Regions from separate parts of the Homo sapiens genome. Here region 1 is linked to region 2. The links are chromatin contacts, found by Hi-C or POLR2A ChIA-PET in ENCODE. All regions are on one chromosome and are shown on one strand. Each heading gives the region's core, a stretch centred on a gene start or an enhancer-like site at or near the end of the contact. The rest is flanking DNA. Distances are from core to core; before and after follow the strand shown.

Region 1 (4,886 bases), core at 952-3,451, 97 kb before region 2:
GCAGATGAGTTCTCTCCTGAAACACTTGAGAAAGACCTGATAGAAATTGCCAGAGTTTTCTCCCCATGCAGCTCTCCCCTCGCTCATGCTCTGTGAACCCTAGCTGCTTTTGTCTGGGAACTCTCAGCTGTCTCCTCAACTCTACAAGAATGCCAGACGCTGCCTGTGTTTCTTATGGCTCACCTAGGTCTAGGAGATTTAACTGATTACTTAATCTTTTATCTAAAACAAACCATACTAATTTGTACAAATACCTTTAATTCTGTGTGAAATTATTTTTATATTCTTTATTTAAGAAAATGTGATGTTGTATCTCTGTCTTAAATCATCAAAAATATAATGACAGAAAAATTAAAAGAAAGAATAACAGAGGAAACATATGGATAACACTTGAATTAATTCACCATTCCAGTGTCAGGAAGATAGTTTCTGCAAACATTTAAAAAATCTATGTATTCTGACGAGTTGATGTCTTGTGATGGTTTTACAAGAAGAATCAAATATAAATATCATGTTGTAAAAGATTAATATGCATGCATCTGCTTTAAATAGAACAAGGCTAAAGAACATTTTGTTCTTGTTACTGCTTCTCAATAAGTTTGGTAGTTCAGTTTAACTCAGGTAAGCTTTCTAAATGTCTAGCATCTTGTCCAAGCTCATAACAAAGATGTTCAAATGCCTTGGCACCCTCCTATTATTATTCCTTCCTGCTCTCCTCATAACCTTTTATTTTCTCATTTTTCATTTAACCATTCCTGGACCTCACTCTCATCTTGCAATATCTAATAAGCCTTTACTAAGGACTGAACATGTGAGGGCCAGATTTGTGAACTGGACTTTTCTCTCTGTAGATTTTTCAATTAGGTTTTCACAATGCCCTAGTTTCACTGAGTCAGTAAAACTCCCAGATGTTTCCATTCTTTATGTATCTCTCCTTGTATCCCTCATCTCTGTCATAATTTTAGAGACCCTCTTGACATTTAAAAAATTTGGAAACAACAGTTTCTTATTTCTGCCTAAGAAGACTTAAGATATTTCTGTAAAGATTTGGTTGGACACATATAGACATTTATTCCAAATTAAATCAGTGGTCTTCTTCAGATTGAGTTCCAAGCTGTAAACTTCAAAGGATAAGTTCTGCTTTACTAACTGTAATGCCAAACCAATTATTTTATAAAAACAATTAAATTGTCATGAACATAAGATTTCATATCCTGAAAGAATAGGAATAAGTTCTATTTTCACAATTAGTTTTCTATGTATAGTCCTCAACCACAATGCCTGTGAACCACCATCCTGGGAAATAAACTTTTCTTGAGATCTCAAAGCAAATGAAGACAAGTAACCAGCATGGCACAAATGCTTCTCTGCTACTACGTGGATTCTTTTATAGACACTGATTATATATTAAGATATTAATTTTATCCATTTACACTCATCAAAAAAGAAATATATGGTCCACATACTTAAATTCAACTTCTTTCTTAGAGGCAATGGACTAAGTACAATCACAAGCAATAGACAAACATCATAACTTTAATTTTTGGCTGTAAAAATGGAATAAAAACAGTAATTGTATTCATCATCGCTTGATGAAGTCTTTAAAATGTTACTTTTATTCTAGGAAGAATGTAGGCAACCTCTAAAGGGTTGATGTGGCAAGAAAGACACTGATATTTTTTCTGGGAAAAAAATACCTTGGCTCTGAACGAAAAAGAATATTGCTGAAATTATAGTTAGGAGCCTAGTTCTCCTATTGTTAGAGCTCTTTTAGGACATTTTATGATATTTTCTACAAGCACAGGACTGTGGCTATTTAGCTTGGTTTCTATTATGCCTTTCTTGGCATCATGTAGGATAACTAGCACATCTTATAGGACACCAGTGAAAGACAAAATAGACAACACAAAAATCGTATGGCATTCCTCAAACTGTTTTATGTGAAAAAGAAAGGCTGTCTTATACTATTCAAATCCCTAGACGAATATGTCAAAATAAGAGTACGAGAGGAAGGGGTTATTTCAAGGATATCCCACATATAGACAACATGGTGCATTGTGACATCGTTATATAAATATTAATAGTGCCAGAATACTAATCCCTTCATCGGGGAGGAAATATTCTAAATTCACTTACCTCTTGCAGCACTTTCCTACATAGTACTGTAGACACAGCCCATTGGCATCCTAGAGATGGCATTCTGAAGAGAAAGCAGGATCTCAACTCCTCTCAAGGTGTTCCTCCCTCCCTTGAAGGTCAGGATGTCTTGTGCTGGCACATCCTTTGGTGGGTCAGTAGATGGCAGTGTGTCTGAATCTAGTATGTATGGTAGGGGAAAGCTTTTTAGCATTTCCCAAGAAAATGAAGGTTTTGAAAGCTGTGAGGCAGCATGGGGCCTAGTGCATGGGCCAGAAGACTTGATCTTTATTTCTGGCTCAACTCCTGAATACATTTACTTGAGTAAATGGACACCAGCCACTTAACTTTTGTGTTCTTTGCTTTCTTGAACTTGAAATTAGACAAAATACTCTGCCTCTTCCCATCTCCCTCACAAGGACCCTGTGAGTTTAATCAGACTTCAGATTAGTTTCCGTTCTTTGAAGAAAAGACTCCTTATGAATTTGCTATGCTATTTATAATGTCAGTGGCAAAATTGATCTGGGTTGTTCTTCTGGGACTTGAAGTAAATAAACACAGAGGCATTTGGCAAGAAGGATCTTCTGTATTTCTGTGCCATAAAATGTTGGTGTATTTTGGTTTTAAGTAGCAGCACTGGATCTCAGGATGCAAAATTATTCTTGTTACTTGGAATTAAAATAACTTCCTCCATTCCATGGAACTTGACAATTACGGAAGGAAGCCAATAGGCCTCTGGCACCTTCCCAATTTAAATTTAAACTGTTCACTGCAAGTACAGATTCAATCAGATACAATCATTTTCACTTTTCCCTGCTATTAAACATAAGAATTTTCACTTCAGCATTTTACTACAAAGGTGGCACTCTGATAAATGTTAAATGAAATGGTAAGTAGGAAATACCATTGAAGGGTTGAAAGATGATTCTTTTTCCCAACAAGATCCAGCTGTGCATGAATTCACTGGAAGTTAGAATAGTTAGAATCCTCAACCAAAACATACCTTCAGCTGCATGGCACCAAAATGGGTCATGACAAGATCATGTTGGGGCAAAACAAACTTTAACATCTCACCTGTCAACCTGGCTCTGGTCACGATCAAAGCTAAGCTTCTTTGAAGAAGCCTTGCTACTTTGAGGCTGGTAACAAGGATCAAAAAGGGATACAATAAATAATACTATTTCTGGACAGGTAGATTCTGATAGGGAGGTCTAGCGTATTTCTAATACAGATGCCTACCTCATCTGGTCTTCTTGGAAACAAAAAATTATATTGTGTAGGATAGCCAGAAATCTACCTGCTATATAAAAAGATAAAATTGTAAAATGAAATGGATGTCATGTTTGAACACATGCCATACCATCATTTTTAGGTAGCAGCCTTTCAGGATATAGACAAATATATTTGGGATGGTTTCTGGGTGTATAATCCATTGGAAAAGCTATTTTAATATAAAAATTCACTGTCAAAATATTAATAAACAACTAGTCTTTTTTCAAATCTCTTGTGCAATAAACATAGATTCAAGACAAGTGATTTTTGTCGTGTCATCTTATTTGTAAGACATGTCTCTCTAGTTGGATAGTGATTGGCTTGTTGGTTTGAACGTCAGGAGGTTAAAATCTTAATTTAAATATGCATTAGTATTAAAATATGTTCAAGAGAATGTCACATCAACCTCAACCTCAAAGTACCAATTATGTTGTTTGGGTTCCACATTTGACACTGTTCTGACTAAACTGATATCCCCCGTTCAGAATTTCTAAAAATGCCTCAGATCTCAGTTTCATAATACATTCTATGTAAAGTAGAAACATTAAGAAAAACTGAATTATAGAAACATAATTTCATAGTTTCAAGGACATAGAAGTCAAAGCATACTGCTTGAAGCTAATGAACAATTATAAAGATGTAGAAGCCAGCACATTATTAGCATTAGGTTAGAAGAAATAGACAATTCTGTAACCACTCAACAGGATGGATTCAAAACAAAGAAATTGTTAAGTTTGGAGTTTAATTATAAACACTAATTTGTAACTTGGATGAGAACAGTAACTGTTTTTAATCCTTAGCCAGTGTTTTATTTTTTTCCCTGAAGCCGCTTATTGAAGAAAATAAATGACGCAGGAAAAGCAAGGGGAATAACTAATAACCAACATTTTATGCATATATATGTGTAGAACTTAAGTGAGAAAAAAACTGATGGCACCATAGTCAATTTAAATAAGATAAAACGTATCAATCAAGCAGTCAACCATAAATCTCTAAGAAACAAGAAGCCCATGTACAAATTCACGGAAACATGGTAATTGATCTTTGTTGATAACGTTGAAGCACTTTGTGATTCAGAAAAAAAAACAAATTTGGAAGTTATCGTATACATAATATGGTTTTACACATAATATTATGTATATTTTATTACATTTTATATTTTTAGATATTATTCATACCCAATTTGTGGCAATCCTGTGAATCCGATCATTGGTAAGTTAGAATAGTTCTTTCCAGGTAATTATTTTTAATTTACTATTTTCAAATAATTTTAAACTTTGGTAAAGTGGTTTGCAGAGATAGTTGCTCTGACAGGCTGTAAATCGGTTTAGTAGCTACCTAACAGCATGGAATATAAGAATGTGCTCGGCGTGTTAACTGTATACATCAATTTCTTAAAAGCTAAAATATCTATATAAAAATAAGGTGCTTTAGGAAAAGAAGGCCATTGGAAGACCCATGAAAATGGTAATTGACTT
Region 2 (4,500 bases), core at 1,558-4,057:
ATATAAGATTATATTCTGGTTATTCAAAAAGAAATGTTTCTTTGGATTCATTATTAACCAAAATTGGATAGGCTATTCATCAAGCATGTATTGAACGTATATTATATATAACACAATGGAATGAGACCTCTAAGGAAATAAACAATGGAAAAAAATTAAAGCACACCTTAAGGTGTTACGTTTTGTTTTGCTTTTAATTAATTATTTTTCCAGAGCAGTTTTAGGTTTACAATAAAATCAAGCAGAAGGCACAGGATTTTCCATACAACCTTGGTACCTATGCATGCTTAGCCTTTCCCATTATCAATATCCCCCACCAGAGTGGTCCATTTGTTATAATCCATGAATCAACATTGAAACATTATATCCCCCAGACTCCATAGTTCACATTAGGGTTGACTCTTGATGTTGTGCATTCTGTGAGTTGGGACAAATGGTGGACATGTAGCCACCATTCTAGTTCCATACAGAATAGTTCACTCTCCTAACAGTGTTTTTAACACACCCATCTCAAAGTATAACTTCCAAATGGGTAAAAGCATGACTCATGAATATATAAAATGTACACATGTCAAAAATTGTATTCTAGTTCTTAATTAACAAAGGAACAAGTAAGTTTTTTTTGTTTTTGTTTTGTTTTGTTATGAGACAGTCTCACTCTGTTGCCCAGGCTGGAGTGCAATGGTGTGATCTCCGCTCACTGCAACCTCTGCCTCCTGGCTTCAAGAGATTCTCCTGCCTCAGCCTCTCCAGTAGCTGGGATTACAGGTGCACACCACCATGCCTGGCTAATTTTTGTATTTTTAGTAGAGATGGGGTTTCACCATGTTGGCCAGGCTGGTCTTGAACTCCTGACCTCATGATCCGCCCGTCTCGGCCTCCCAAGGTGCTGGGATTACAGGTGTGAGTCACCGCGCCGGGCCTAATAAGAAGTTTTAATTGATATAAAGAACATTTGAAAAGTAATTATTTGTAAGTAATATTATTTGAGATCACCAGGTTAGAGACAAAACTCATAGAAAGGGATATAAAATTTTGGAATTGTATATCGTACAAGAGAGAAATTAATTTCATCTTTCTAAAAAAGTCTACAAGTTAAAGTCTAATTTTTAAAAAATCAGTTTAAAAGTCTAACTTCCCTTTCTTAAGTCTTAGACCTTGGGTAAATAGTGAGGTAATCATGTACATTCCCATAAATGATGTTTTGCTTTCATGGGACACTGAAAAAATGTGCTATTCACATTTTTTCTTATTTTCAAGGTTTAGATAATTTTTCTAACATAGATAAAAGCAATGTATACATATTATAGTTACATAGTACTTTACTCTGAAAAGCATTTAAAGTGAAGTTTTATGAAATGTTCAGAAAAGGAAAATACATTTCAACTTGGCCTTCAGGGATTCTCAGCTAGGAATTGGCAGAGATGGAAAGTGGATGGAGAAGAGATCAGAAAAAAAGGAGAGAGCTGATTTGAAGGCACAAAAGCCAGAAAGCATAGTTGTATTTTGCAATAGAAAGGACTCCAGTTTGCTTACATTGCTGGATGCATGGAAGAGAACAGCAGGCTATAAAGGCCGAGAAGATGGTTTGAGTCTGGATTGTGCCAGGCTAAAGGATTTTGACTTTTTTTGTTAGGCAATAGGGATCCCTAAAGCTTTTAGAGTCTGGATAAGGAAGATAGATCTGCTCAATAAGAAGGATGAACTAACAATAGAGTCTTTTCTAGGATGCTACTGAAGGAATTGAGAGACAGAATATACAAATGAGTGAAAGCCAGACCATATAGAAAAATAGAACCCTAACCCACAATTTGCAGCTACCAGCACAGGATGCCAGCTTGCTACACATCTGACTTGTAGGAAGTCAGAATGTTATCTCTAATAATAAATCCAGGAAGCCAAACAATAACTCCTATTACAATTGACCCCAAATGACCAGGCCTTGATTAATAACTGACAACTTTAATAATTTTTGTCCCTGCTTCCAACTTAGGACCAACTAGAGAAAGCCAGTTATACACCTCTAACCAATTCCATCGATGCTTCACTTCTAGTTAGCCACCCCACAACAACAGCCTCCAATCAGGGAATAATAGTTGAAGCCTTTCCTCTTCTCAACTATGAAGCTTCCCTACTTTTCTGCTGCACTTTGAGTCTGCCAAAATGCAAGCAATGATGGCTGATTCCTTTGCAATTAAAAACTCTGAATAAATAAACTTTGCTTGTTCTCATTCAGATGGTCTTTGTTTACTTCCATAAAATACACTACCATTAAAACTAAGGATTCTTTTTTAACTAACAGCTTTATCAAGACACATGAATCTGTCCAGTCAATATAAATTGGATCTCCTAGTGTGCCAGGCAGTGTCAGGCAGTAAAAATGTAAGCATATACACTCTTGCCCTCGGAAAGCCTTTACACTGTGTAGGATAGAAACAAGTAAATATACATCATACACTGTCAAATACAAAACTGAACCCAAGTTAAAATTAACACAGGCTGATTATTCATAAATGTGCAGGAAGAGAACCCATCTGTCATCACTTTCATTTCAGCAGAGGTACAAGGATGTTAGAAATGAGAGTAAATTTTACCTGGTAAAAAAGAAAAAAATGCTGAAAGCGTCTCTAATTGGTGAGCATTACATTAAAGTGGGATGTGGAAGCAGAGACTTATTCAGGTATATTTGAGATTAGTTGGTGTGCTGGAACTAGGTGAGCCGGCATTTTCAGAATATTTCAAAACAGGAAGTCTTATTCAATGTTAGAGACTGAAGATTTTCTGTGGCTGGCCATTTCCAGGAACAAGTCTAGCTGACGGGGTGCTTTTGTGTGGTGTGTCTGTCATAATGGTCCTTAATGGAGGCAGAGGAGCTGGTATGGCAGGAAGTTTCTCACCACAGTATACTAAGTAATGAGTTTCTGTTAGTTTTATGTAGAGAGATCTGAATTTACAGATGAGATAATGTTGGTACTGCTGGATTGGCATTACAAAAATATGAAACTGCAAAAGTGGCTGCCCCCAAGATATCTGAAGACCAATTTATTTAAATTAAAAACAATTTATGGGCTTTTATGTGTGTGTGTGTGTATGTGTGTGTGTATATATATATGTGAAATTTTCAAGAACACAGCCTACACATAAAGCAGTACTGCAGACTGTCAGTCTATAAGCTAAAATTTTGTTTATTTATATTGGCTAGTGCTAAAAAATGGAATTTTCATGCTGTTAACAGTGACCTGTTTCCCATAGTCACTACTGTTGACACATCCTTATACCAGTGTATTTCACATATCCACATTAACTAAAAAGGCTTTGGGCTTGCAAGTGTTGAAGAAATATAATTAAAAACAAAATATTCTCTCAACCCAGAAATTATCCACAAAGACAGTAGAGAAAGAGAACACTTTTATTATTGAAAAAGCATTACACCATAATATGATGCACATCACAGGAAATCCATTAAGAGATTGCAAAGACAGAAAGGAATCTCTACCCCTTATATAATCAAGTAACCCATTACATACATTTTTCAAGATGAACAATAACTAGTTGTCAAGTAAGAGGACTGACAGCACCTTTTGTCACACAGTTCATCCTAACTTTACCTTGTAATTGGGGTGACCATCTGTGTTAGCATATTGGCTATATCGAGAGAGACAAACAAACAATCAAAACCATATACCTTTATGATAGAACATAGCTTTAGCTTTGCAAATTGGAGCAAGGTGCCCACAAAAGTTAGATTATTATCCTTCCACAGAAACTGGGAGATAGGAGCACTGTCTTCCTTTATGTTAACATTTATATTAGTCTGTTCTCATGCTGTTATGGAGAAATACCTGATGCTGGGTAATTTATAAAAAAAGGAGGTTTAATTGGCTCACAGTTCTGCATTGCTGAGGAGGCCTCAGGAAAGATACAATCATGGTGGAAGGCAAAGGAGAAGCAGGCACCTTCTTCACAGGGCAGCAGGATGGAGTGAGTGCAAGCAGGGGAAATGCCAGATGCTATAAAACCATCAGATCTCCTGAGACTCACTCATTATCATGAGAACAGCATGGCGGAAAACCACCCCCATGAGCCAATTACCTCCACCTGGTCCCGCCCTTGATAGGTGGGGATTATGGTGATTACAATTCAAGGTGAAATTTGGGTGGGGACACAGAGCCAAACCATATCAGCGTTTCAAAAAGATGGCTTCCAAGCTCTGAAAGGTATTCCTGAGTCATAAAGTTGACAAAAGACCTATCTAGTTTTCAAAATAATTTCTGTACATTTCGAAGAGAGGAGAATGTACTTACAATGATAAGGTTTCTAAAGTAAATGCTCTAATAAAAATGAGGATGAAGAAGTCCCTTTCTTTATCTCAATGGGGGAATTAAGTCTCTTATTTTTAATTTTTATTTATTCAAAAGTACCCCAACAAATTCACCTGAATTGCCCCCTCCAAAATGAAGTAGCTTAAGATGACATTTTAAAAATAATTCTCTTTAACAA

What was found. A loop is a pair of places that touch in the nucleus more often than their neighbours do. ChIA-PET counts read pairs that join two places held with the same protein, here RNA polymerase II (POLR2A). Pooled maps may share reads with other maps.
Region 1: a loop to region 2 is called in a map of naive thymus-derived CD4-positive, alpha-beta T cell, with 6 times the contacts of the local background. The contact joins the promoter of LINC02552 here to the enhancer-like site in region 2. A Hi-C loop is called at or near these places in 3 of 168 maps with a recorded cell type or tissue (CD4-positive, alpha-beta memory T cell and naive thymus-derived CD4-positive, alpha-beta T cell) and 12 of 50 pooled maps. POLR2A ChIA-PET finds 5 or more read pairs at or near these places in 4 of 52 experiments (CD4-positive, alpha-beta T cell, CD4-positive, alpha-beta memory T cell, Caco-2 and 1 more).

The regions. Positions count from the first base shown.
Region 1 is chr11:104,607,101-104,611,986 of GRCh38, forward strand. LINC02552 (long intergenic non-protein coding RNA 2552) reads right to left here and starts at 2,202. Exons shown (of 4, transcript NR_120585.1): 1 at 2,137-2,202.
Region 2 is chr11:104,703,169-104,707,668 of GRCh38, forward strand. No RefSeq gene overlaps it. Among named protein-coding and RNA genes, the nearest start is that of LINC02552, 96 kb to the left of the region's middle. RefSeq lists enhancers at 2,513-2,642, 2,653-2,772. Within about 2 kb of position 2,808, at least 13 of the 41 ENCODE cell types and tissues checked have a DNase peak (open chromatin) inside an H3K27ac peak, as active enhancers do; they include CD4-positive, alpha-beta T cell, where a contact is called at or near this core.